Regions from separate parts of the Homo sapiens genome. Here regions 1, 2, 3, 4, 5 and 7 are each linked to region 6. The links are chromatin loops, found by intact Hi-C in ENCODE. Cell type or tissue: K562. All regions are shown on one strand.

Region 1 (4,000 bases), 600 kb before region 6:
AAGCCACCTGGAAAACTAGAAACAGAGAATATAGAAAATTCACTCATACTCCCACCCTGCAACCATTAGTATTTTGTAAGTTCCTTCTGGATTCTATGTGTGTGATAAATGTATACTATTTAATGTTCTCTTCCTTCCAGCCAACTCAATGGAACATAGGTTAGTGCTTAAGCACACAGGCCCTAGAGCTTGATTCCCTGGATTCACATCCTGGCTCTGTTATATGATCTTGTACAATTCAGCAAACCATACCTTATTTTCCCAATCTGTAAAATGAGGATGGCAATAATGAGGATTAAATGAATAACTGTCTTCATGTTAAGACATATAAAGTACTTGGAACAATATCTGATGTTAGTGACTAGCTTCACAGCATTTTCCATGTTGCTGCATAATATTCATGATGATCATTTTTAATAGCTATAAAACAGTCTACTGTGTCTACACTGGCTACTTTACTTAATCATTACTCCTTTGTTAGATGTGTAGGTTATTTCCAGGCATTCTGTATTATAAATAACACTGTCATAAACATCCTAGTATATACATTTTGGACTTTTCTATATAGAGATTCTCAAAAGTAGAAGTATAAGGTCAAAGGGCAAAAATATTTTATGCCTTTGCTCTAGATGGGGAAACAGTTCTCACTAAAGATTGTAGCACTTTAAAACACAAAGTATATTGGAACATTTTACTTTTCATTCCTTCCTCACCAGCCATAGATGACAACAATTTTTTAAATTATCCAAATGTAGTAAGCCATAAATAGTCCTACTTTCATTTCCTTTTGCTTTGTTTTGTTTTGGTTTCACCATCGTGGAGTGTTGCTGATTGTGATTACTTTATTGTGAGCTCTCTGTATCAGAGTCTATACCACTTGCTTTAATAGAGAACACTTAATATTTTTTAAAATGTTAATTGTCTATTAAAGAATTCAAAAGCCAAAAAAGAAACACTAAGGATCTGCTACAACTTCTGAGGCTAAGGGAACAAAGGAAAGAGGAGGTGGCAGTTAGTGGCGTTGGTGTCACTGAGTGGCAGCTATGAGACTAGTTCTCTCAGTGACAGCCAAACTGCAAACCGGGTTCAACTTCTGCTTCAGGAACAAACTGCTGCCATGGAGTTGAAGAACTAAGGCTGTGGGGCTGCCAGATTTAGCAAAACCAAAATGCAGGACACTCAGTTAAATTTTGGTGTTAGAAACAAATAATTTTTAGTGTATTTATGCTCATATTGCATAGGACATACTTATACTTAAAAAAATCTTGTTGTTTATCTAAAATTCAAATTTTACAAAGTGTCCTACATTTTACCTTGCAATCCTAACAAGATGGATGATGCTGGGGTGGTGGGGGGGAAGCATATTATCCCCCTCATCTAGCCTTTGTCTCCCTCTAGCACCTACTATTGGCAGAGCCCAGCATAGAGCAAGTTGGCAAAGCTGAAAAGTGGTTTGCAGACAAAGCAGTGTAAAGAAGCTAATAAACAATTACCCAATAATTGGTACAGTCCATCCTTCTGGCTACCCAGCATCCATATACACTGTCTGGCACATGTGTACTTCCACACAACAAAAACAACTCTGGCCAGGTGTGGTGGCTAACGCCTGTAATCCCAGCACTTTCGGAGGTCAAGGCAGGCAGATCACCTGAGGTCAGGAGTTCGAGACCAGCCTGGCCAACACGCCAAAACGTTGTCTCTACTAAAAATACAAAAAATTAGCTGGGCATGGTGGTGGGTGCCTGTAATCCCAGCTACTCAGGAGGCTGAGCCAGGAGAATTGCCTGAATCCAGGAGGCAGAGGTTGCAGTGAGCCGAGATCACACCATTGCACTCCAGCCTGGGCGACCGAGTGAGATTCTGTCTGAAATTAAAAACAAAAACAAAAACAAAAACAAAACCTCTAACAAAATGCCTCACAACATTCAACTATTTTTCCAACAAATGAAGACATTCTCACCTTTTCTCCAACATGGGGATAGACAATGTCCCAACAGACATTTTAGTCATCTCTGGAAGACAGTCACTGTATCCACCTCTAAGCAGAATTAATAGCTCATAAAATTCAGTCACATTTGAAAACTCTGTTATCTAAAGACTAACATGTGGAATTAACCTCCAACAGAACTTATATAAAATAATAGGGAGGAGAAGGGAGAAGAAATTAGCCCATGTGTACCATTATATATAGTCACATTATGATCAAGGAAGAAAAATATGCCTGGCTGCTACATTCCTTGTTTCTGTAACCAGTCATGAAGTCAAAGATGATTTTTATAAATTTCTTCCTCAACCTTCCATTCCATGTTTTCTTGCCCTCAGACAGGACCTCAGGTGGCTGGGATTCTTTACCCAGTAGAGTGACCCAAACCTTCATTTCTGAAGGATCTGAATCCTCCATAGTCCTGAATATCCTTACTTGCAATATATTTATTAATATTTACTATTGAGCATAGAAATATGAAGATACGCCCCTAGAAGACTCCCCTAAGCTTCAGACATAGTCCTCCCTGTCCTCACTGTCCCTTTGATTATCAGGATGAATCACAACAGCCAGAAAAGTAATCCCCTTCTTTGCCCACTGATTTAGTGGCATGAAGAGCCCCAGCTGGCCAGGGAGCTGTTTCAACTCCAAATTCAATAGAACCATGTTGTAAATCCTAATGGAAGTATTTCCTTCTTGGCAACTAAGACCTCCAATCCAGTAGAGCACAAAATTAAAGAGACAGGAAGCAAAAATTCTGTACGTGGGTTATTAGGTGAAATGGTAAGAGGAGCCACTCCCATTTCCACCCCACGATTTCTAGACCCATACATTTTGGCTATGAGAGAAAAACACAATGTCTTGCTTGCTAAGTCATAATACATTGCATCCCATAAAACAGAAGCTCATTATCTCCATAAGGTGTTGCTTCTACTTAAGTCTTAGGTAATTCTTCAGTAGGCCATTCTACTGATCTACTAAGCCAGCTGCTCCTGAGTGGTTGAGTACATGTTAAGACCAGTGAATTTCATAGGCATGAGCATATTGCTGCCCATCTTTTACTGTGAATTAAAGTCCTTGATTAAAAGCCTTGCTGTCTGTAATATATCTGGATGGCAAATAGGTATTCCAAACATCCATAGATGATGGTGCTGGCAGAAGCATTACAGACGAGGAAAGAAATCCATATCCAGAATGTATATCTGCTCCAGTTAGGACAGATTTCTTTCCTGTCCATGATGGGAGTAATCCATTGCAATCATCTTGCCACCAGGTGGATGGTCCCCCCCAGGGAATGGTGCCCATAAGGAGCTCAGCATTGTTCTCTGTGTTTGACAGGTTAATCATTCAACAGTAACAGTATCAGGCCAGCTTGGTAAGAGGAAGCCCATGCATAGCCTCCATCCTTACCACCATGGCTGTTTTATGCATAAGTCCGTTAAGCAAACCCTGGGTGACTAAAGAAAGATGCTGTCTAACATACATAGGTCATGCCATTTTGTCCACCTGATTATTGAAAGACTGTTTTCATCATGTCCTTTGATAAACTCTCACATGGGGCACAAATATCCTCTTACTCTGTACCTATCCCAAGAGGTCCATCCACCTACCTTTTCCCCAGACCTCCTTATCACCAGTCTTGCTATTTTGTTCTTTCCAAGTCCCTGATCATCCAGCTAAACCATTAGCAACTGCTCATGAATCAATGTAGTGCTAACCATCCCCTGGACCAAAGTATACAACTAAATTTACCACTTGAAGTCATGTCCACTGTCCTTCACCATTACCTTTTATTGGGGCTGTGAAGCTGCCACCTTACACTTCTAGTTGGTGCCAACATTTATTCACAACAACTTGTAAACCAAGCCCAAGTTTTTTCTCCTTGGTCAGCTGCTCTTAAGGAATCCCCAGTGAGGCCTTAGATGTGGATTCAGGGAGAAGAAGTCATGTAGCAGTGGCTCAAATGAATCTGAGCCACCTACTTATACAACTTACTTGTCCCTTCCAGACATACTC
Region 2 (4,000 bases), 440 kb before region 6:
AAAGTGCTGGGATTACAGGTGTTAGCCACTGGGCTCGGCCCATGAAAATAATTTTTATGTATTAGTTTCCCTTTCCTATAGCAAATGCTGGTAGATGTCTATTTAACATCCACTTCTTCCCTTCTTCCTTGTTAACAGAACCCCAATTTTGTCCTGGCATCCATCTCTCCTCTCTGTGACTCAGAAGCCCCAGGGGAAGCCCCTATTTTAATCAACAATTTACTCTTCTCTTTGCGGTGATTGGTTTAGGATCAGCCCCATAACCTGAAAGGAAGTGTTCTGGGAGCTTCTGAGAAAAGTGTCTTCATTGTAAGAAGGCCACAGTAAAAAATTAGTCAAGTGTTGTGGCACAGGCCTGTAGTCTCAGCTACTCAGGAAGCTAAGGCAGGAAGATCGCTTGAGCCCAGGAGGTTGAGGCTGCAGTGAGCTGTGATTGTGCCACTGCACTGCAGCCTGAGTGACTGAGTGAGACCCTGTCTCAAAAAAAAAAAAAAAAAAAAAAAAAGTTACACAGCCAGGCATAGTGGCTCACGCCTGTAATCCTAGAAATTTGGGAGGCTGAAGTTAGAGGATCTCTTGATCCTAGGAGTTCAAGGCTACAGTGAGTTATGACTGTGCCGCTGCAGTGAGTTATGACTGTGCCGCTGCAGTGAGTTATGACTGTGCCGCTGCAGTGAGTTATGACTGTGCCACTGCACTCCAGCCTGGGCAGCAAGTGAGACCCTGTCTCTTAAAACAAAATAGAAAAAGCCATACAAAGAGATGATCACTTTCTGTCTCTGTACTTTGACATATCTGAAGGTGATACTTGGAGTTGTAGCAACCATTTTGAAACTTCAAAAGGAACAACCTGAGGCCTGTGAGGTGGCTCACGCCTGTAATCCCAGCACTTTGGGAGGCCGAGGCTCAATCACTGGAGCCCAGGAGTTCAAGACCAGCCTAGGCAACATGGCAAAAAAAAAAAAAAAAAAAACCAAAAATTACCTGGGTGGTTGGCACATGCCTGTAGTCTCAGCTACTCAGAAGGCTGAGGTGGGAGGGCCTGGGCCCAGGAGGCGGAGGCCCTGACCTGGGGCCAGGAGACAGAGGTTGCAGTGAGCTGAAATCACATCACTGTACTCCAGCCTGGGAGACAGAGTGAGACATCTCAAAAAAAAGAAAAAATAATAATAATAAAGGAACAACCTGAGGAAAATGCCAGTACAATCAGAAAGGCAGAGAATGAGATGAAAATAACTTGTCTTTATTGATGTCTTGTGCTGTTGAATCAACTAGCCCTAAAGCCTATCCTACCTTTGTACTTACAGTTATGTGAGATAATATATTCCTTATTGCTTAAGCCAGTTTTAGTTAGCTTTGTTGTTACTTACAACTGATGTTATAATTAACACAACATCCACTAGAATATAAGCTCCAAGAGGGCAAGGAATGTGTCTATTTTGTTTACTACTCTGTCTCCAGTGTGTAGTCCAGCACCTATCCCCTAGCAAACATGTAATAGTTATTTACTGAGTGACTATAAGCATATTATATCAATCATCATTTGTTAAGTACGACTGCAACTGACACTTGACTAGACAGCATAAAGATCTAATTAGGGAGCCTGACTACTCTTGACTGTGAGTCAGTTCTTCAAGAGAACTTTACCTTTGCTTTCCACAATCTGGCATACAGTCAACCTCTACACATTTGGTGACTAAATTGACCAATGTCACAGAATTTTGCCAACTCTCCAGCAGGGGGTGCCCATAACCAGGTATTCTGGGCTCTGGGAAGTTTTTGGTTTTTTTTGTTTTTTTTTTGTTTTTTTTTTTTTTGCTCCTCAGCCCCTCCTTTGCTGCATTGCCCTTCATCTTCCCCCGAACCCCTCTTGGAGCCAAGGAACACAGCAATGCAAGAAAGCTCAGAAGGGACTTTTCAATTTTCGGAAACTCAGTGTCTGTCCTATCCCAGCTTCCAGCACCTGTTAGAGAGGGCTGAGAATATGCTTCTATGATCAGAGGATGCTCTCTTAGGTCAGGGTTAAGCAAACATTATCTGTAAAAGGTCAGATAGCAAACATTCTAGGGCCATAAGGTCTTTGTCCTGTCATGCCCTTGTAACACAAGAACTGCTGAGCCAAGCATCCCTGCAGCCTTTGTACTTCTGGCTATGCAAGATCTTGTATTCCTTTATTACTTAAGCCAATTTTAGTTTGTTTTATTGTTACTTACACCTGAAGATATAATTAACACAACTGTCCACAGCTAGACCATATAAGCTTCAAGAGGGCAGGTAACTTAATAAGTAAGTAAATAAAAGCATAAGCAAAAGAATGGGTGTGGGTGTAACTGTGTTTCAAAACAAAAATTATTGACAAAAACAGACAGCTGGCCAGGTTCGGCTAACCACTGCTTTAGGTGAACAAGGCATTGCCTAGGTCATTGGTTTTCAAACTTGAGGGTGCATCAGAATCACTTGTAGGGCCTATTGAAACACTGATGGCTGGGACTCACTTGAGTTTCTAATTCATTAAGTCTGGGCTAGGGCTGGAGAATTTCAATTTCTAATAGTCTTGCCAAATAAAATATAGAATTCCCATATATCAGATTCTTGAATTTCAGATAAACGATGAATAATTTTTAGTATATGTATGTCTCAAAGATTTCATTATTCATCGTTTATCTGAAATTCAAATTTAATCTGGCATCCCTAAATCCCTAAATCTGGTAGTCTTAGACAAGTTTTCAGGTGATGTTCATGCTGCTGGTTCAGGAGCCACAATTTGAGAAACAATGGCAATATAGTCTCATACATAAAGTTGCCTTGCTAATTCAGAAGTCTTGAGTTGGAGTGAAGTAAATACCCATCAGTCTAATACAGGATTTCTGCACGCTCAGTCTGTATATGTGAACAGGTACCTACTTGGTTCACAAGTTTTAGGTTTGCCTAGATACTTTATGCATTCGTTTTCAACAATTACGTATTTGTTGTACACTTACTATGAATCAGACAGAATTTACTTCAAATTTCAACCCTGTACATAAGATACTAGGCAAGTTTTTTAACAACTCTATTCCTCAGATTCCTCATCTGTAAAATTGAGATGACAATTTCTCCTTCATGGGGTTGTTGAATGGAAATGAAATAACATATATAAAGAATTTACCACAGTGCATGGTAAAGAATAAGCTGGTCAGTACTCAACTAATAGTGTAGCTACTACTATTGAAAATACAGGCCAGCCACGGTAGCTCATGCCTATAATCCCAGCACTCTGGGAGGCTGAGGTGGGTGGATCACCTGAGGTCAGGAGTTCGAGACCAGCCTGGCCAACAAGGTGAAACCCTGTCTCTACTAAAAACAAAAATTAGCTGAGCATGGTGGCAGGCGCCTGTAATCCCAGCTGTTTGGGAGGCGGAGGCAGGAGAATCGCTTGAACCTGGGAGGCAGAGGTTTCAGTGAACCAAGATCGTACCATTGCACTCCAGCCTGGGCAACAGAGTGAGACTCCATCTCAAAAAAAAAAAAAAAGAAAAGAAAAGAAAGAAAATACAGTAATTCTCCAAGTGTGAACCCTGGAAAGTGTGGACCCTGGGCCAGCAGCATCAACAGACCTAGGAACTTACTAAAAATGCAAATTGTCTGGCCCCACGCCAAACCTACTGCACCAGAAATTCTAGGATGTTGCACAGCAATCTGATTTATCAAGCCCTCCAGATGATCCCAATGCATGCTAACATTTGAAAAACACTGCTGAAGAAAACATAAGAGGCTGTGTGTGTATTGGGGCTAAGAATACTGGGGCAAATGGGGCACAAATCTTCCCCTTCTTTTCCCAGGACAGTTTTACATAAGGGACTAGACCTAGTGGTGTTCCAGCATGCCTTCACCTCCCCTATACTCTCTTCTATATAGCCTGAAAATCATCAGAAATTCACTTAAGCAAAGATTGTTTAGCTGATTTTTTCATTCATTTGACATTTCTTTGAATGTCTATTATGAGTCATATAGTGTGTTA
Region 3 (4,000 bases), 260 kb after region 6:
TTTGAGAACATTTTTAAACATCAAATTTTTGATAAAATTAATATTTATTAATAGTTGATAATTAGTAAAGGTCATTAACTAAATGGCAATGTATCTTAACAGACTTGTATGATGTGTTTACTTAAGACTGGCTAAGTCTTTTGAGAATTTGCATTTTTGAGAACTTGATTTAGAAAGGGTATTGTTGGATAATTTAGATAACTCTACTATATTTTTAATAATATAATCATTTGATAATGTAACACCATTACCCAGGGAATACAAAGACAAATGAGTGACAATTGTATTTTGCCATTATTTTAAGTGAATGATAAATATCTTGGCTTAACGCCAATAATGTAGTTTGAATTTCTCTAGTAAAATTAGAGGCAACAATAATCTGTAAAAAGCTGTTATGTAAGTAATCCCAGTGCCCAGCTTTGAATGGATAGATTTACTTCAGCTGGTCGTTAAAAGTCATTTTAGGATAAACCAGAGTGCAAACAAGAGAGCAACATTATACAACAAAACATAATTTTCTTTTGAATTCAATGTGGGCACCTATGTACTGATTAGTAATCTATTATTATTGAATGTTTGGGCGGTCTTACTGTGCATTTTCTTTAAGGACACAAAAGAAGAAAAGCCATGTAGACTTGTGCATCCTAGAGAAGATTTATATCTTTGTAAAGGATAGGTAGGGAGCCATTGAAATATAGCGCATTGTTATGGTCTATAATTTGCATTCTGTTTGAACCAACTCCCCCACCCCATCCTACCCTTTTTTTTCCTGTTACAAGTAGTGCAAGATAGTGGTTTCACCCATTATTCTGGCCAATACATAGCCAACACATTGAAATAGTACCTCGCACGACTCTCATTAGCTGTAGAAATAGAAGAGAATCATAATGTAGAAAACACAAATGGATAATAAAATACCATTACTGCAGAACATGCTGTAATATTTACATGTGACAAGGAAGCCAGTCCCTCTCTCTACAGATGAAAATCATCACTCTATTTTATTTTGTTTTATTTATTTTTGAGATGGAGTCTCGCTCTGTCGCTCAGGCTGGAGTGCAGTGGCACAATCTGGGCTCACTGCAGCCTCTGCCTCCCGGTTCAAGCAGTTCTCCTTCCTCAGCCTCCTGAGTAGCTGGGATTACAGGTGCGTGCTGCCACACCTGGCTAATTTTTTGTATTTTTTGTAGAGATGGGATTTCACCATGTTGACCAAGATGGTCTTGATTTCCTGACCTCATGATCCACCCACCTCAGCCTCCCAAAGTGCTGGGATTACATGCGTCAATCACTGCACCTGACCCTTATTTTTCAATTCTTAGTAGCGATGGGGTCTCGCTATGTTTCCCAGGCTGGTCTTGAACTCCTGGGCTCAAGTGATCCTCCCACCTCAACCTCCCAAAGTATTTGGATTATAGGCTTGAGCCACTGCCCCCAGCTGAAAAGCATCACCATAAAATGAATAATGTCTTCCTTTTGTGGTCCTTCATCATATGCTTAAAAAAATACTAGCATGTTTTAAATGGTATCTTCTTTGAGGAATTCTGTGTACATAACTGTGACTGGTATTTTGTAACATAACTTTGATTATAAAAGTAACATTTATTAATTTTTAATATTTTTGAAAATAAAGTAAAATCATATAAAATTCAATGGTTAAATACATTGCTTTTATGGTAAGTAACAAGATACCTGATAAGCATGGAGAATGAACTGTTTGATTAACTTTCTTCCTCCTTTCTTCTAGAGTCCCTGTATTATTTATTTTGATTTTTTATTTGCCAATAACTGAGAGTAGAAAAAGTCACTTTAATTTTTTGAAAGACAGCAATTGGTGTTCATTAGTGTGCCCAAACCAAATGCAAAAAATAAAAAAAACCCTGAAACAGCAATATGCTAGATGCTGCACATTTAGATGCTAGGCTTAGGGTGACATCTTGTGGTAATACTAAGGAAACATTTATCCAAATGAATAAAGTTTTAAGATGATTACAGCATCAACACTTTCCAGAATTTGAATATAAGAGAATTGGAATTCCATAATATTTTATGATTAATTTATGTCTCTTTGTTTAGAATAGCTAAATAAAATAATAATAATCAGTGTTCATTAATATTCCAAAACAAAACAAACCTAAAATGGCAATATACTAGAAGCTGCACATTTAGATGGAATTGGAATTCTGTGATATTTTACAAATTAATTTAGAATATGTAAATCTCTTTTATTTAGAATATATAAAACATTAAGATTTTCAAGGCACTTTTATTAGGTTATTTATTCTTCAGTTCTTCAGTTAGGTGATAAAGAAGCAAGATTTATCTTTTTTTTTTTTTTTTTTTTTTGAGACAGAGTCTCACTCTGTTGCCCAGGCTGGAGTGCAGTGGTGCGATATCGGCTCACTGCAACTTCTGCCTCCTGGTTCAAGCGATTCTCCTGCCTCAGCCTCCCGAGTAGCTGGGATTACAGGCATGCACCACCACTCCTGGCTAATTTTTTTATTTTTGGTAGAGACGGGCTTTAACCATGTTGGTCAGACTGGTCTCGAACTCCTGACCTTGTGATCTGCTGGCCTTGGCTTCCGAAAGTGCTGGGATTACAGGCATGCACCACCGTGCCCGGCCTTGAATCATTTTTAAAAATTATTTTTGTACTTCTAAATTGACTTTTAATTTTTAAACAACTATATTACCACCATAATTGTTTTTGAAGACTTTAAATAAATAATATTATGGGTTAGTTAAATTTTAGATATGTAACACAAATGTTTTTTGTAACTTATTGAAAATTATGTGTTATTCTTTAGTCATTACTTATAAAGTATGGAAATAACTATAGATATATTTCACAGATTTCAACCCCTTCTAAAATCATATTAGTCTTGTTTATCTAACTTATTGCCTTATATTTCTTCCCAGTGTGTGAGGGGGAATTTTTTGGAGAGGAATTAGAGGGAAATTAGAGGAGAACAAGCGGTAAATGATACTTTAAAAAAACTCTACCAGTGGCAAAATCTTAGAAAAGGGCTTATCTTGTTTAATGGAGGCAGTTAAACCTTACATGTTAGACTTTGTGTTAGAATAGAGTACATTTCATTTCCATAAATCTTAACAGAGAACCTTGTGGATTTTGGAGATTACTAGCAATAGGGGTGATACAGCAGATGTATTACATATTGGGATTTATCATCTCTTTGTTGAAGCCTTCTAACACATTCCTACTTGCTGGCAGCTTTAACTAGCCCTTTCATTGTATCTCATAGCATTTTTTTCATATTACTAAAAAGCATTTATCACATTGCCTTATGGTAAATCGAATATACTTCTGCCCCTTTTTATATCCCCATAATGTGGACCTTTAATAATTATAATAGACTTTTAATAAATTTTTATTCATTTATCAACACTTCTTTTAAAAATACCAGTTATGTGTTGGACATTGTGCTATGCAATAGGGATACAACAGTAAGCTATAGAGGACAGTCAATACCCTTATGGACAAGTAGGGGAAAAGAGACATTAAACACACAATTAATTATTATTCAATTATAATGATGGTAAGGTCTATAAAATAAATATGTATAAGAGTTTTAGTTTGAGTAAAAAAAACCCTACATATTTTCCTAATAGTAATTCGAATGTAGTAATTTTATTTCAAAATAACATCTCTTTGAATATATCACGGCTATTTTGGTCTTAATTATTAATCATAATGTGTATTTTTTGCCATCTGATCATAAGGAAGTGAAGGATTATTTAAATAGTGGGTGTGAAGGCCCCTACAGTTGTGTGAATTTGGAGCAACTTGGCTGTATTTATTATTCTTTTAGTTTATTTATATCTTTTTTTGTTAACCCATTTAAAGATTAATGGTGAAACAACCTGGCTGTAATCTTCAAAAAGAGAGATTCTCAAGATGTGGTTCTTGGACCTCAGCACTAGTCACCTGTGAACTTGGTTAGAATTGCAAATTCTTGGTTCTCACCCTAGACCTACTGAC
Region 4 (4,000 bases), 960 kb before region 6:
TACCTCATATTAGCAATTACATTATACTACAAGAAAATGTATTTGCATAGGCTCTTGCTTATCTTTGTTTTGCAAAATTGTCCTTCTTAGAAAACAGTCCTTAAAATTTTGACTCTTCCTGTTAGTAATTAATCTTTCATTTAACCAGCTAGGCAGCATTAAATAAAATTGAAGAAATACTGTAGTATTTATTTTACACCCCCTCCCCACAAAGTTTATGTTTGAATTACATGCACGTGGGAGATTATTTGCAATAATTCATAGGTTCCAAGGGTGTTGATGAATAGTTATACATTTTTTGGACTTTGTTATAATTCATTGTGGTAAGACTGATTCAAATGCAGATTTATCAATCTTATAATCTATTGAATGCCATTTTTGATAAAGCACTGGAGGTCTTATTGCCAAACTGATTGTAATGAGGCACTAAGGATGAAAACATTGTACATGTTGTGAAGAAAGTACTTAAATGCAACTTTTGAACAGATTTAACAAACATGAGGAACTTTTTATATTTAAAAGAGTTATTGTGAAATGAAGATGAAAATGTATTCATCTTAATTGTTTTTTCAAATTTAAGGGAATAATTTATACCATATTTTGAGACAAGAATGTACAGCAAAAGTGTGGGGAACAGTAGTATACTGAGAGAGTGTCTATACACAGTGTATGCCTTTCCAAACCTGCCAGTCTTTTTGGCTTTGAACAGTGCCCACCAGCCACAGTCATTACTGTTCCCCAACCCCCACTATCTCTTAAGAAGCCTTATGTTCACAGTGAAAGGAATGCTGACTTTGAAATTATGGGTTTATATTCATGTCACTATAAACCAATGGGAATGGTAATTTTTAAACAAACTTGCTAAATATTGAGAGACTAAACTAAGTTAATAAATTATATATAGCAGTGTAGGTGTTCTCTCTCTAAAAAAAAATGGAGCCAATAATTGGCTTTTTTCTTATTGAAAAAAGTTTTGAATTAATAATGCATCTTGCACTGCGTTTCTTGGTTCTGGTCTAATTGGTGCAGATGGCCTGGACCCAGAGTTCTGCAGAGTGTCAGGTCTGTGATGCTGTCTGGGTCTCTCGCTGGCTTTCTACAGAAACTCAAAGGTTTTTCTCGCTATTTGGATGATGCTTAAGTGTCTAGGCCAGCGAGTCATAGCCTTAGCTACCCAAAAGGAGCCAAGAAGTCTGGGTCTGACTGAGGCCTATGGAGTGCTGACTTGTTATATGGGTGAGAGCATGGGACTCCCGCCCAGCAGCATTCAGCATTCCTAATTGGCATTTTCAAGACACAGCATTGCCTGTAAGTCATCCTGTGCCACCAGATTACCTGGCACCACTCCAGTAGGATGTTAACAGAGGGAAGAAAGTAAGGAGTTGGCAAAGTTAAAAACAGCACAAAGAAAAAAAGAGAACAAACTTGAAAGAAGGATTTCACCACCATCATTAATGGCATGTATTGATTAACACTAAGCGTTTGTGCCACTTTGCACGTTGCTCACCCTCATTCAAAGACACTGTCTTTGGAAGCCCCTCTCTGCAAATGGGAGAAGGTGTGGAAAAGATCAAACTAAAAACAAATTCAAAGAAACCACGAGTTGCCGATGAGCATCTGGGAAATAGTCATAAGTTAAATAAACCACTAGGGGGCAATCCAAGAATGAGCAAAAGTCAGTCCAGTTGGCAAAGAAGATGCCTCGGGGAAAGATTTTTTTTAAGTACATTTTCCAACACATGAAGAAATCTGAGATCGTTTAGTCTGAATCTACAGAACAAGGTGATATTTCAAAATTTTGATTTATTTTTTCAAGTTACGTGTTGATTTAGAAAGGAAAGGTCTTTCTAAATGGTCGGAAACACTTACTAAATACAAATTGATCAGAATCATGTTATAAGGAAAAACAATGGTTGAAACAATAGTGTGTCTTAAAAATTTAGATTCCCACCCCAGGCACTCGAGAAACTTCTGAATGTTGGCCATTCAAAATAGATTTCAATTAATGATACATATGATGTGGCACAGCATAAAGGAAATCTGAAAATATTTGGTTAGCATGTATAAATGAATCAAATCACACATGATTTGTTTTATACTTGTACTGATGATACAAAGTTTTTAGGTATGTAATACAGCTTTGCAGATATGTGCACATATTTTTTTCTGGTGTATCTTCTCTGCAGGTAATTTGGTATGTGCTAATCAGTTGCTAACAAGGATCAAATCAACGATTAAGCCTCTTCATCAAGGATCAAACAACTCTTGTTCTGAATTTGCCTTCCCTGAGGCTCCTGACTCCCAATCTGGAGGCATGGTTAGTTGCTCCACTCACGGTAGTCTTATGGCACCTTGCTATTAGTAGAATAAGAGCATGAACTCCCAAGGCAGACTGCTAAGATATGAATCCCATTTCTAGCTGTGTGTTTTTGGCAAGTTACCTTGCTTCAATTAGCCCCTCTCTGACATGGATACAAAATCAATGCCTACTTCATAGGTTTGTAGTGGGAAGTGAATTAATTAATATATGTAAATCATTCATAAAAGTGTCTGGCACATTACAGGTACTCAATACATGCTTGTTGGTTTCATAAATGAATGATCTGATACTTGCCTGAACACAACGTAAATTCATTACAAGAACAAATTCATGAAGAAACTGCAGGATTCTTGGATGGATTTTCACTGGCTATAAAAAGTCAACTGGCCAGTGGCAAACAGGAGAGCTGAATAGTGATACTCTTGAAAAGAAACTCTAATTGGTGTTCAGGTCCACCAGACAAGGCTCTTTGTCTTACTTCTAGAATACGGTGACAATCCATGAGCCAGAAATAGAGGTATTTCAATAAAAGTATAGAGTTTTGTCTCAAAAATGCCAGCCAGCCATTTAGAAAAGTTCTATCTGCAGTCACAGAATTGCTCACTTTGTTTTTTGTCTTTTCAACCATAGCTATCTAAAGAGTTTAAAAATAGCCACATCATTAACTTAATTCTCTGGACAGATTGACACATTTCAAAAGAAAGAGTTTTTAAAACAGTATCTAAAAGGAACACCATATAAAAAGTTATAGGAAGTTCCAGAGTCAGGAAAAACATGATCCAAAATATACTATACATGAAATAGAAAGCATGAGGGAAACAGAAGCCCACAGTTAGAAGGCAATAAAAAAAATCACAAAAAAAGGCTTTCTTGCCCCTCAAAAACCATATTTTCAAGCAAAAATAGGCCATTTGAAAAAATATAGAATGGAAATAAATCTGATCGCAACTATAAATGTCCAGAGTTTTAGACTCAAGCATGATCATGTTTTATTCTTTCACAAAAGTGGGTCTTATAAATAATTAGATTTTCAAGTTAAACTTTTTCTGCAGATGAATCTTCATAGGATTTTACAATTTTCAAGACCTCAGACAAAGTGAAGAGAATTTGGGACACTAAACAGCTTGAAGAACAAAACAAAGCATAAAGAGGCTGATCGGTAAAGATATAATGAAGGAATTGAATGAATTCTTCCTGATATTATGTTATACTCAACCAACACATCTTTTCTGTGAAAGTAGAAAGACAAAGTGGTGGCATTTCTATTCCAACGCTGTGTTCAGCTGGTCTGGAAATCATCCTGGAGTAGTAAAACCTGTCACTTTAAAAAAACAGTGTCCTTATGTCCCAGAATGCCTTATCCACAGAGGATATTAGTCATGCTGGGGGCTATGTTAGTTTACCAAACATGGCATTTTCCATCAGGGAACTGGGGGTGGAGCAAGTTTTAATAAATCCAAGAAAGGAAATGTAATAATCAGGCAGGACGGTAACTCAAAGACTTATTAAAATGTAGGGGAAGCACTCAACTCATTCAATTTACAAAGTGGCAATTCCATTGTACTGAGGCCAAGATATTTTGTGGAGAGGGTAGTTACTGAGCCTCATCACTCTGGGAGGTAGAGCAAGAGTCATGACTACAGTGACCTCAAAAGGAGAAGACGCATGAACACCCTGAGC
Region 5 (4,000 bases), 190 kb before region 6:
TCTAACTCCTAAGACACTATTGGCGTATTATAGTATGCAGTTAATACTAGAATAAATGGGATTTCTGTTTGTTCTTACTGAGGTTTGCAAAGCTTCATGAAAGTGGAATATAAAGATTCTCGTTGTTCTGTGTGCATTGGGGACATGGAACGGAACTTGTGTTTTCTGAGTGAGGGAGCCTCTGGCAGAGAGTCTAACTGCAATCCATTATTCCCTGTGACTGGGCAGAATTTAAAAATTTTTAAGAGAAGAGATGAAAAATCTTCTGGATTCCTACTTAATTTAGACATGGGTTTGGCTCTTAACGAAAAACTTTAACCTACCTACAGGGAAGGCTTTTTCGCTGTTACCCTTACTTCTGTCTCCTGGATCTTATGAGTGGAGAAATGAGCCTTTGTTTCACTTACAAATCCACAAATATTTATGCTGTCATATGAACACATGTATAAGGCGCTGTGTCACATTGTGGAAGATACAAAGAGACAGGATTCCTGAGAATTTAACAAAGTTAAGAATGAGTGTTATTAATTAAAACAAAAATGGGACATTTAGGTTATAGTTGAGACCATGTTCTTGTTTTTTAAACGTGAGATGTTTTTGGACACAGAGGTGAAAAATTCTAATGTCTCTAACTCCCCCAGAAGACCTTAGATTGATTTTTCTGAGAAGAAATTTGTGAATGATTTGCATAGAGATTTTCTTTGAGGTTAAGAAATTAGATGAGTTTCCCGGGGTGAAAAAAACAGAAGCAGAGATTATTGTTAAAAATGGTCATGGGTAGAGGGGTTAGAGGGCAAAGTAGGCAGAATAGAAGCATGTTTGTGTTTTAAGGAGGCTAAGAACTAGAATATAGCACTCATAAAAGGAAAATGCAAATGCACTGTGAATAGCTGCTACTGGTAGTGTATTAATTTCTTAGCTACATGTAAACTTTTATTAGTGTGCTTATAACTAAGGTGATGTGTAATATGTCATCCAAACTTGGGTCACTTTTAAGAGTGAAAGGGTGTGCTATCTGAATGGGACCCTGGACAACAGGTGTGAACCAGGACTGTTCCAGCAAAACCAGGACGGTTGGTCATTCCTAACTAATAACGTACTTTTCTCCAGACTTAGTCCCAATTCCTTTAACCTCTCCAGAATTATCTATAAATAATTATAGATATTATACCATAAATGTTTTTTCCTTTATAGTACTCTGATCTGCACTTGCAGAGCCTCTCAGTTGTTGGTTTCTTTTTCCCTGTCTTGTTGGAAAGAAAGGAGAATTTTTCTGCCCCCACTCTGGACCCTGCTTGGGTTCACAGCATTGGTGGAGGTAAGTAGTATTCTCAATGTATTGTTAGTTGACTTTCATTTTGCTTAGGAAATGAGGTTTCTGTATTTTTCTGATCCAGTACTAGATTTTTTTTTTTTTTTGAGAGTCCTGATGATATTTAACTGGGCTAACGAACAGTTAGTAAGTTCTTAGCATGTAATACAAAAAAGTGTTTGTAATTTTGGCATTTGTTCTTAAATTACTTGATACTTAATATGTTTTCTTTCCTATAGGTGGGGTTGTCATTGTGAAATTTAAGATCTTCAAAGAAGAGAATGTAATTTATACCATGAATATGTTATTTTTTCATGTTGGAGCACTGTAATACTTTCAGTTTGTTTTCTTATTGTTTAAATAAAATTTTTAATTCTTATATTAAGTGATGAGTTTTTATTCCATTAAGTAGCTTTTTATTGTCTTGTATTTCTGATAAATTTAAAATTGACATAGAAGTAATAAATCTTTGAGATGGTGCTTACCAAAATATGATTTTCCTCATCCCTTACAGTAATCCTTATTTGGAATCTAGGATGGGCCTAAGGTATCTAGGTTTGAAAATCACCACTTTAGAGTACTAGAATGGAATCCTAAACAATCTCAGATTTAAGAATGTGGTTTACAGATGAGCCTGAATGCATCTGTGTTCTTGCCAGGGTCCTGTTGTTCCTCTGTACAGTCTGCCATCTAGTGGTAGGAATGCAGAGTTTACCAGAATGCCAACGGAAAGCTCTAGGTTTACACTTTCTTATATTAAGAAGGCTTACGTAGTAATTTAAAACATTTTGATAATCAGAGGAGGGGGGAGGAACAACTCTTTCATTTGAAAATACAAGTCAGTGGCAGTGAAGTCAGAGTATTCCAAGAGTATATGTTTTTCTATAGAGCATTTTCATGACTTAAACTTTCCACTTTTGTTCTAAGAGTTTTTGTATTTATGACATTAGTGGGTAAAGAGACAAATGAAAGATAATTTTAAGAGACAGTAGATTAGACTGATCTGAAAAATGTGTTTTCAGTGTTGATTAAAATTTTAGAGCAATTACATAATGACTTCATTTAAAACAATTTAGTTTGCACTTTTAAAATTAAAGTTTGAACAGTTCGGTAAATTTGGCTTGGGTTCAGCCATGACTTAAGAGGCTAAATTTCAGACATATATTAATATATAGTATCTTAGGAGTTTGCTTTGTGTACCCAGTTCTATCTGAATTCTTTCTTCTCTACATATTCCCTTTTCAGTTCCTCATCTTTCCTCTGCCACAAATAAAAAGGATGTCAGTCCTTTCTCTGCCAGGAAAATGCCTTTTAAAAAATCTCTTCTGTGTTCCGTTCTTGAAGTAGAGGCTTTTTATTGAGGTAGTTCATAATATCAGTATAGTGGCAGGAGGAGGAATATGGGGTGGTATAAACTTGAAAAAGCAATTATGCTGCTCTCTAGATTGCTAATATATTTTTTTCCAAATTTGCTGCACTGAAGCTTAGACTAAATAGAATATTGTTGCTTTCTACAGATGTCTTCTAAGTTACATTTCATTTACTAGTATTAATTTAATAAATATTTAAGGTGTATCCTGCTAGGTGCTGGCAATTTGAGGATGAAGAAGTCATGGACTGCCTTTAGTGAGCTCTCTCATAGGAGAGACTGATATATGAGCTAGTAATTGTAATGAAGTGTGAAAAGTGCTGTAACTATTGTATGATGAGTTAAGAGAGTATGAAATTGAAACCAGGGAAAATTTGCTTTCCCCTCCAAAACAATTGCCTGGTCTTTTTGCCATCTCTGAATCCTATACATACAGATTACAATCACCATAATGTATTGTGAGGCTGTATCTTTACCCCCAAAGACCTCAGTTTAGTAGGGGAGAAATTTTGCATCTTCTCAGCTTTGTATATCTAAGTATTTGGCATATACTTAGGTGAATCCATTGTTTATTTGAATTGCATCCGGGTCATTTCCAGCAAAAGGGATAGCTCTGAAAGTGTGTGGCTTCATCCTGTGTCTCACTTAAAGCATTTTGGAATATATACACACACTTAAACATATATACACCTATACTGTTTGTACCTGAATGTAAGGTAACCCCAAATATAAAGCAAGCCTGCATTTTCCCAGAGACATTGACAGCCCCTCAAGTTTTATTTATTTAACCTATTTAAATATGTAAATGTTAGGGATATAGATGAAGCAGTCAGCCTCATAATATTGAAACTCACTAGTTAGAATACATATGAAAGATTACTATAAAAAGTAATCTGGCTGAGTGCGGTGGCTCACATCTGTAGTAATCCCAGCACTTTGGGAGGCCGAGGAGAAGGATCCCTTGAGCCCAGGAGTTCCAGACTAGCCTGGGCAACAGAGGGGGAGACCTCGTCTCTATAAAAATAAATCAATAAAATTTTAAAAAGTTATTAGAAAGAGAAGTAATCTGTGATTTTAAAATAGTAGTTTCTTTTCGCCACTCATACATACCTCACCACATGACATTTGACTCATTTTACATTCATGTATATATTGGATATTTTGTGTTTTTTTGGTCATCCACAGCCCCTTTTTTAAAGTTATATAACATCTTTCCTTTTGTGTAAGATCTTTCTAATTTACATTAGAAATTTTTTCACAGACTATCACCATCCATTCTTATAACACTAAGACAGTTTGTTTCTTTCGTTCCTCATGTA
Region 6 (4,000 bases):
TTTAACTTAATTAGAAATGGTCTCCAGTAAATGTTTTTAAAAATCCTGAATTAATTTAAAGCCATTCAGTGGTAATAGTACCACCTAAAACATTAATTTTAAAAATTGAGACCGCTTTTCATATTGATTATGTATATATGATAGGGACCAAAATTGTTAGTGTTAAAATGTAAAATTTGCCCGGTTTGGAAATATGTTAAAATCATATATTAAAATCAAGGTATTTAAAAATATCTAGATGAGTGACATTTTCAAGTTTCACTTGGACGACTGATGATGTACATTACATTAGCATGTATTTTCTTCACCAATCCTTTAGTCATGGCACATTTTTCTACTGCAGTACCCAAAGATATTGGAGTCTTAGCTTTAAAATTAGTCCGTCTTCTGATCCAGAGTTGCTAATATCAAATAGTTTGAACTGCAGTATATTACACTAACTTCTCTAGTAACCAGAACTACATTTTTTTCCCACTCTTACTGTCCTTCAGTTTTAGAATTATCAACAAAGAAAAGAAAAATAACTATGAAAATATTATTATGAGGATAAGGGAAAAATATGCAATAATAATGGTAGAGAACAAAAAGGCTTCTTTCTACCTTCAAATAGCAGTAGTGAGTCTAAAGAGGATCTTCTGGAGGTGGCTGTAAGGCAATCCATGAGCAATTATCACATAGACTGATAAATACCCAGTCATTATTTTTCCCCTCTGTCATCACAGGAATCTTTCTTTTCCTTTTTTTTTTTTTTTTTTTGGCTTAGATAGGGCACTTTTTCCCATCTCTTAATCACTTCCTCAACTCTCTCTCTTGCCCAGCAGAAAATTATGGGATAAGGAAGGGAGTGAGGCAACAACATGGCACTGTACAAATGTGACAAATTCATAAAAGAAACCAAGTGTTTTCTTTAGAAGAATGTTGTAGTATCCAGAGCAAGAAGTTGAAACCAATCTATGAATTGGGATATGAGGGTAAAAGACATCAATAACACACTTAGCACATATGAAGTACCTACAGCGGAAGAGCATTGCGCTGGTATTGAGAAGGATGCAAGAGTATGTGAGGTCCTCAGAAAGCATTCACTAGACTCAGAATTTGGTGAGAGAGGCACTAAGAGAAGCAAGACCGAGCTTAGTCCCAGCTCCTGCACAGAGTTGTATAACCTAGGCCAAGTCTCTGAACCTCTGACCTGTTTCCTCCTCCATCTGTCCTAGTTGCTGTCCGGGCTATGAGGCTCCAAACGCTTTGGGAAAACTGTCAAGTGATAAAGCCTCATAAGAATGGAAGGCATTCTTAGTCTGCTCTGCGTCTGCTGTGTGCTAGGGGCTGTGTGAGGGCACCGTGAAGGTTACAAACCTGAATCAAATTCAGAGCCTGCCTTTCGAGAGGGCAAATAATGTATCCAGGGGTTCTACCGCAAGGCGGAGAGATGGGTTAACATTCTGATCAGATTAAAAAGGCCTGCCCTCCTTCTCATCTCCTGGGTGGAGAAGAGGAGTGGGCCTATCAGAGCCCTTCCCAGCAGCTCCTAACGGCCCAAGAACGGCGCTTCGTGGACAAGACCAGGAGGGCGCGACCCCCAGGCTGATCTCGAAGCGGCGCAAGCCCAGGCCCGTGGAGAGTGGAGCCCGTGGAGGGTGGTCGGGGGGAAGCTTATAAAGTCTTCAGTGTCAGACTGGAAGGAGTCGGGGGCCAAGAAAAGAGGCCAGCCAGTCTCCTGACATCCCCTCCACAGCCTGCAGGGGCGGATACCCGGCCCTGGGCGGACAGCTCGCACTTCCTTTCAGCCCGCCGGCCAGGCCTACCGGCTCCACTGCAGCGGCTGCTGCGCCCTGCATTTCCAAGGCAACCGACGTCCTCCTCCCTACTCCCTCCCCACCCGCCCTAGCTTAGCCGCGAACGGCGGGCCGAGCGCGCCATCTGGTGGCGACGCAGGGAAGGGTCCCGGCCGAGCGCCCGCGCCGCCGCCTTGGTAGCAGCGGTAGCGCTCTCCCGCCTTCCTCCGCGCGGGATTTTCGGCGTCCCTCAGCCAGCTGGTCTCAAACGCTCACGCGCTCGTTGGCTCCCTTTAGTCGCAAGCCTGGAAGTTGGTGACTGTAGACACAGGGCCCACGGGCTTCGTGCTGTGACCGTGAGCAGGTCATTTGGATCTCAGAGTTTGTGTCTTCCGCTGTAAAATGAGACGCCTGGACTCGGTGGCGCTTTCCGCACAGTTCGGGGGACGGGGACGGGGCCTGGTTGTCTGGTGAGGCTTCTGCGCGCCTCTGTCCCGCTGCGCTCCTTCCACAATGGCGGCTTGTCTTCTTTCTACTTTCGTGCACTAATTCTTTGGTTTTAGCTCTTAATAAGAATGGCAGGTCCCTGGACTAAATGCTTACAGGGCAACTTCCTGCTGTATAAGTCCTTGATTCTGTTTTTCTTCTCGCTTTCCTTTTTTGTTCGTAAACCTAAAGAAAGGAATTTAAGTCCAGCATTTCCCACTCTTCGCTTTTTGCTGTTCTTTCCTCCGAGAGAGAAAAAGAAAATCCTACACGTACAGCCTTTAAAGTTCCTCTTTCCTCTCCTGCATTATTTCTCATTATCTGCCGCAAGATAATTTTCTTTTTTTGGTACTTGACACTGGCTTTGAACGGACAACTTTTTTTTTTTTTAATGAGTGGAAATATTCATTTATTCAGCACTTAGAAATAACAGTTCTTGATAATATTATGATTTATAATTTATACATGGTGTATTTTAATGAATTGCAGGTGTTTAAGAAATAAGTAATATAGCAGGGCGCGGTGGCTCATGCTTGTAATCCCTCACGCCTACAATCCCTCACGCCTGTAATCTCAGCAGTTTGGGAGGCCGAGGTGGACAGATTGCTTGCGGTAAGGAGTTTGAGACCAGCGTAGGCAACATGGCGAAACCCCATCTCTACGAAAAATTAGCCAGGCATAGTGGTGAGTGCCTGTAGTCCCAGCTACTTCGGAGGTGGAGGCCGAAGAATTGCTTGAGCCTGGAAGGCTGAGATCTCAGTGAGCCGAGACTGCCACTGCACGGGTGACAGAGCGAGCCTCTGTCTCAAAGAAAGAAAGAGTATGTACCTGGATATGTATTTTTATTTTTATTTTTATTTTTTACAGCTTAACGAGATTTTTTTATTTTCCTGACTTTTTGCTTTGGAGAATTAGTCAGTAGTTAAGGTCTATCTTGTTCGTTTACTATGGGGTTTGAATTTGAGATGGGGCTGACGTCACTTTGGGGCCCTTTTCTTTTCTTCTTTTTTTTTTTTTTTTTTATTGATCATTCTTGGGTGTTTCTCGCAGAGGGGGATTTGGCAGGGTCATAGGACAATAGTGGAGGGAAGGTCAGCAGATAAACAAGTGAACAAAGGTCTCTGGTTTTCCTAGGCAGAGGACCCTGTGGCCTTCCGCAGTGTTTGTGTCCCTGGGTACTTGAGATTAGGGAGTGGTGATGACTCTTAAGGAGCATGCTGCCTTCAAGCATCTGTTTAACAAAGCCCATCTTGCACCGCCCTTAATCCATTTAACCCTGAGTGGACACAGCACATGTTTCAGAGAGCACCGGGTTGGGGGCAAGGTCATAGATCAACAGCATCCCAAGGCAGAAGAATCTTTCCTAGTACAGAACAAAATGGAGTCTCCTATGTCTACTTTTTTCTACTCAAGACACGGCAACAATCTGATTTCTCTATCTTTTCCCCACATTTCCCCCTTTTCTATTCCACAAAACCGCCATTGTCATCATGGCCTGTTCTCAATGAGCTGTTGGGTACGCCTCCCAGACGGGGTGGCGGCCGGGCAGAGGGGCTCCTCGCTTCCCAGAAGGGGCGGCCGGGCAGAGGCGCCCCCGACCTCCCGGACGGGGAGGCGGCCGGGCGGAGGCGCTCCTCACTTCCCAGACAGGGTGGCTGCCGGGCGCAGGGGCTCCTCACTTCTCAGACGGGGCGGCTGCTGGGCGGAGGGGCTCCTCACTTCTCAGACGGGGCGGCCGG
Region 7 (4,000 bases), 560 kb before region 6:
GAGTATCATGTGCTAACTGCATACATATGGACTTTGGTTTTACTTTTGCTTTATTTTCTTTTTGTGCCAACCAATTCCTTCTTGCTACTGCTGCGTGCTCAAGTCTCTGTCCACACTTGGCCTAGGTCCTCAGAGAAGTCTGCTCCACGATATACCAGGAGTAGATTTGTTAGCCTGCCACTCAACATTATTTCCTGTGTCTCCTCAGTCCTTTATCACCATGTTGGCCAAGCACTCTTCCTAGACACAACTAAAATCTCCCTGGCATTAATCTCACTGACTTTTACCTGCCTTCCCAAATCACTGAGAAAATTGAAATCCCCAACTGCCCTTTCCTCTCCTTTTCTCTAAGCCAAATGAGTCCACTTCTCCTTTGGAACCTATTTTCCACGTCATCACTCATACTTTCATTGTCACAAAATATGGGTTCTACTCATTAGAAAGACAGGTGAGAAATGCTTTACAAGAAAACCTAAAAGGAAAAGGAGAGTTACAGATCAAGATCCATTCTACAAATTTTATCCATGATTAAAAACTGATAATTGGCAATTTAAACTATTATTTTGGTATATTTGGGTTTTAATAACTTGATTGTATAGACTTGATCTGTTTCATCACATTTTTAACATGCTATAAAATCATACCTTACATTCGTATTTTAATTTTTTTTCAAGATGTAATACAACAGTAGTGATGTGAATATTTAAGCTGAGGATTGGGCAGGCATATAATAATTTCAGAAAGATGCTCTTGGTTGGCTCCATAATAGGCATCTTACTTTTCCAATTGCCAATCTTACAACCCCTGACCCTGCTCTTAAATAACGATTCTCTAAGCCTTGAAAACGTTCAGATTGGAAACTCACTCCCCCTACTTCCAAATAGTTATTTCCAAAGAGAATCTTCACTCTCCACAAAAAGCAAATAAAGCCACCCTAAGCAGAGGCAAATATTAGAGCACGGTTAGTAAATACCTAGCATACAACTCAGCATTCTCCAATCCCATGTCTGTAACAGACATTTCTAATCAATCACGGCAGTATTTCCCATGGAATACAGACTTGCTTTCTCCACAAGGTTCTCTAGGCAGCCACTGCTAATCAAGTGGAGTTCCACTTGAAACCTGTTGCTGTCCCACAAGGAGCAGGAGAATTTTGGGGTTCCAATCAGGCATTACCGTTCAAAAGCCTTGTCCTCCAGGTCTCGCTGCTTCTTCATCGCAGCACTCCTTTCCCAGTCCTCCTGTAAGCATTGGTTGACTCTATTTACTCGCTCCAGCTCAGCGGTTCTGTCTGCCAAGTGCCTGGAGAGAAAAGAACAGCCTGGCTCCATAATACTTGGAAGAGCATGCACCAAATTTGGGAGCCCCATTCCTTTTATGTTAAACAAAAAAAACCTTCTGGTTTTGTTCACTACTCTGAAATATACTAAAAAGCATGAACACTGTAAAAGCATACTGAAATTCCTAGCTCTCAAATAATTTATGGATCAAAGGTCTTTTATCTTCAATCCTGGTTTGATTTAATAGGATTGAAACCTTTTTCCAGTTAACAACTTCAACCTGTAAAACCATTAATTTCCTTTGAGGCTAATTTAACTTATCTGAAGAATCATCCCAAATGGATTTCCTATACTCTGTTTCTTTCCTTTTAGTCCAGCCTCTCAGCTGCCAGTACTCAGCCTACCAGTCACTGCAGACATATTACAAGGCAAAATAGATAGGTATACAAATGAAAGTCTACAAAAAGAGAAAATAAACACAAGTGACTAAGCAAGGGAAAAGAAAATAGAGAAAACATTAACATTGTGAAGAAGGCAAGAAAATAAAACAGGAATGTTTGGTGAAGGCCATGTCATCGAAGAAGTGACTGCAGTATAATCTCTGTCTTCAAAGGGAGATATTCCCAGTGTTGTGTTTCTATCACTGGTCTCCAAACACTCCATCACTACTGTTGTGAATCACCTTAAGCCTGGTTCTGATTATGTGTCTATTTCTTGCTAAACTGAAACCTTTGCTGTCAGTTCTCACTGAAATCTAGAAGGAGCTTCACAAAATGTAACTGTTGATGTAGCCTGCTCTGAAGGGCTTTGTGTTACAGGTACCAACGACCACTGGGTGTCAGGATCCTCCAATAAAAATCAGTTAATGTCCTCTATACTGTCTCACTTTTTCCTTAAACGGCACACCTTTTCATCTAACAAGCATTGATTGAACAGCTATTGTATGGTTATTATAAAGACTAAATGATACACAGGAAGTGCCAGTGCCTATCATGTAACTGGAGCTCAATGACTGAAGAGTACCTATTACTTTTTTCATAAGTTATTTTTCTTTTCGTAGATTTTTTTTTTGTGGTTTAAAAAAACACATAACAAAATTTACTATCTTAACCATTTCCAAGTGTACAGTTACTTAGTGTTAAATACATTCATGTTATGCACCCAATCTCCAGAACGCCTTCACGTTACAAAACTAAAACTACACCCATTAAACAACTCCCCATTTCTGCCTCCTCTAGCCCTTGGCAACCAACATTCTACTTTCTGTTTCTATGAATTTTACTTCTCTGGATAACTCATATAAGTGGAGTCATACAGTATTTTGTCTTTTTGTGACTTGTTTATTTCACTTAACATAATGACCTTGAGGGTCATCCACAGTGTAGCATGTGTTAGAACTTTCTTCCTTTTTAAAAGTGAATAACAATTCCATTGTACAGTGTATATATATACCCACACTACATTTTGTTTATCCATTCATCTGTCGGTGGACACCTGGGATGCTTCTACTTCTTGGCTGTTACAAAAAGTGCTGCTATGAACATGGCTGTACAGATATCTTTTGAGATCAGCTTTCAATTTTTTTGAATACATATCCAGAAGGGGAATTACTGGATGATACAGTAGTTCTATTTTTAATTTTTTGAGGAACCACCATACTGTTTTCCATAGCAACTGTACCATTTTATGTTTGCACCAACAGTACACAAAGGTTTCTACTTCTCACTAACGCGTGTTATTTTTTTTCATAGTAGCTATCCTGATGGATGTGACATGGTATCTCACTGTGATTGTGGTTTGCACTTTCATAATAATTTGTGGTGTTAATCATTTTTTCATTTGCTTGTTGGCCATTATTATGTTATTTTTTTAAGGATAGGTTAAAATAATTTTAAATGCCCAGAAAGTAAGAAAATGAGGCAGAGATTGTGCAGGGGACAACTAGCATTCTCACAACATTGCTGAGAAGCGAGTTGCTATGCCTTCTTAGAAATGTAACTGTCAGTTTCTGGTAATATTTCAAATGTATCATACATTAGCCAGGAGTGGTGGCATGCACCTGTAGTCCCAGCTACTCATGAGGCTGAGGCATGAGAATCACTTGAACCCAGGAGGCAGAGGTTTCAGTGAGCCAAGATCGCACCACTGCACTCCAGCCTGGGCGACAGAGTGAGACTCTGTCTCAAAAAAACAAAAAAAAAAAGGAAAATTAGATGTACCGTACATTGGACACAGCAGCCCCACTTTTGGGAATTTATCTGATAGAAACAAAAGAACCAGTATAAAAATATATATTAAAAATGTTTAATACAAAATATCTGGAAACAAAGTGAATGTTCATCAATAATGCAAAAGTTAAATTATTATACATCTATATTATAGATAATATGCTGCTATTAAAGAAGAATGAATCTCATATATATGTACTGAGTTGTATATGACATTGCTAGGTTAAAGAAAGATTAGTTTGCAGAGTAATATATAAGATCTCATAGACTATTTCATTTACAAAAGTAGAAGGAAAAATATATGTGCATATTGCTTAAAAAGGAAAAATTGTTTAAATTTTTTTATAAATAATTAAGGTTAATATGTAACCTACTTTTAAATTATTTTTTACAAAAAAAATTTAAAAAATTTTCCTATTTAAGCAATATGCACATATGTATTGGCTACTTAGTAGGGGAGATTATTAACCTTTTTTTTTTTTTTTGAGGCAA

What was found. Peaks named below come from ENCODE experiments on the same cell type or tissue, not always from the same donor. Only the 100,000 strongest peaks of a DNase experiment are listed, where the experiment ranks them.
Region 1: a loop joins it to region 6, with 4 times the contacts of the local background. A loop is called at or near these places in 8 of 110 quality-filtered maps.
Region 2: it touches region 6 in a loop (11-fold over the local background); 64 of 110 quality-filtered maps call a loop at or near these places.
Region 3: it touches region 6 in a loop (6-fold over the local background); 29 of 110 quality-filtered maps call a loop at or near these places.
Region 4: a loop joins it to region 6, with 6 times the contacts of the local background. A loop is called at or near these places in 26 of 110 quality-filtered maps.
Region 5: it touches region 6 in a loop (2.8-fold over the local background); 22 of 110 quality-filtered maps call a loop at or near these places.
Region 7: it touches region 6 in a loop (6-fold over the local background); 8 of 110 quality-filtered maps call a loop at or near these places.

Annotation. Positions count from the first base shown.
Region 1 is chr11:86,450,884-86,454,883 of GRCh38, reverse strand. All of the region lies in intron 8 of ME3 (malic enzyme 3), which reads left to right. Among named protein-coding and RNA genes, the nearest start is that of CCDC81, 78 kb to the right of the region's middle. In K562, no CTCF peak of the experiment used is centred here; no DNase peak of the experiment used is centred here.
Region 2 is chr11:86,289,723-86,293,722 of GRCh38, reverse strand. No RefSeq gene overlaps it. Among named protein-coding and RNA genes, the nearest start is that of HIKESHI, 11 kb to the left of the region's middle. RefSeq lists a silencer at 1,562-1,856. In K562, a CTCF peak has its summit at 1,746 (motif pointing right); a DNase peak (open chromatin) is centred at 1,742.
Region 3 is chr11:85,593,411-85,597,410 of GRCh38, reverse strand. The region is part of intron 3 of DLG2 (discs large MAGUK scaffold protein 2); the gene reads left to right. Among named protein-coding and RNA genes, the nearest start is that of DLG2, 32 kb to the left of the region's middle. In K562, a CTCF peak has its summit at 1,934 (motif pointing left); a DNase peak (open chromatin) is centred at 1,940.
Region 4 is chr11:86,816,318-86,820,317 of GRCh38, reverse strand. It overlaps a transcript of PRSS23 not described here. Among named protein-coding and RNA genes, the nearest start is that of PRSS23, 18 kb to the right of the region's middle. RefSeq lists a silencer at 1,497-1,791. In K562, a CTCF peak has its summit at 1,658 (motif pointing right); a DNase peak (open chromatin) is centred at 1,667; H3K27me3 peaks cover 224 bases.
Region 5 is chr11:86,040,080-86,044,079 of GRCh38, reverse strand. The region is part of intron 1 of PICALM (phosphatidylinositol binding clathrin assembly protein); the gene reads left to right. It overlaps LOC124902730 (a long non-coding RNA gene), which reads left to right. Exons shown (of 2, transcript XR_007062822.1): 1 at 1-1,318; 2 at 1,552-1,691. Among named protein-coding and RNA genes, the nearest start is that of PICALM, 27 kb to the left of the region's middle. In K562, a CTCF peak has its summit at 2,007 (motif pointing left); a DNase peak (open chromatin) is centred at 1,979.
Region 6 is chr11:85,852,941-85,856,940 of GRCh38, reverse strand. CCDC83 (coiled-coil domain containing 83) reads right to left here and starts at 1,558. Exons shown (of 11, transcript NM_001286159.2): 1 at 1,357-1,558. It also overlaps a transcript of SYTL2 not described here. In K562, a CTCF peak has its summit at 1,925 (motif pointing left); a DNase peak (open chromatin) is centred at 1,930; H3K4me3 peaks cover 1,122 bases.
Region 7 is chr11:86,417,230-86,421,229 of GRCh38, reverse strand. CCDC81 (coiled-coil domain containing 81) reads right to left here. Exons shown (of 15, transcript NM_001156474.2): 14 at 1,177-1,302. Among named protein-coding and RNA genes, the nearest start is that of CCDC81, 44 kb to the right of the region's middle. In K562, a CTCF peak has its summit at 2,112 (motif pointing right); no DNase peak of the experiment used is centred here; H3K27me3 peaks cover 316 bases.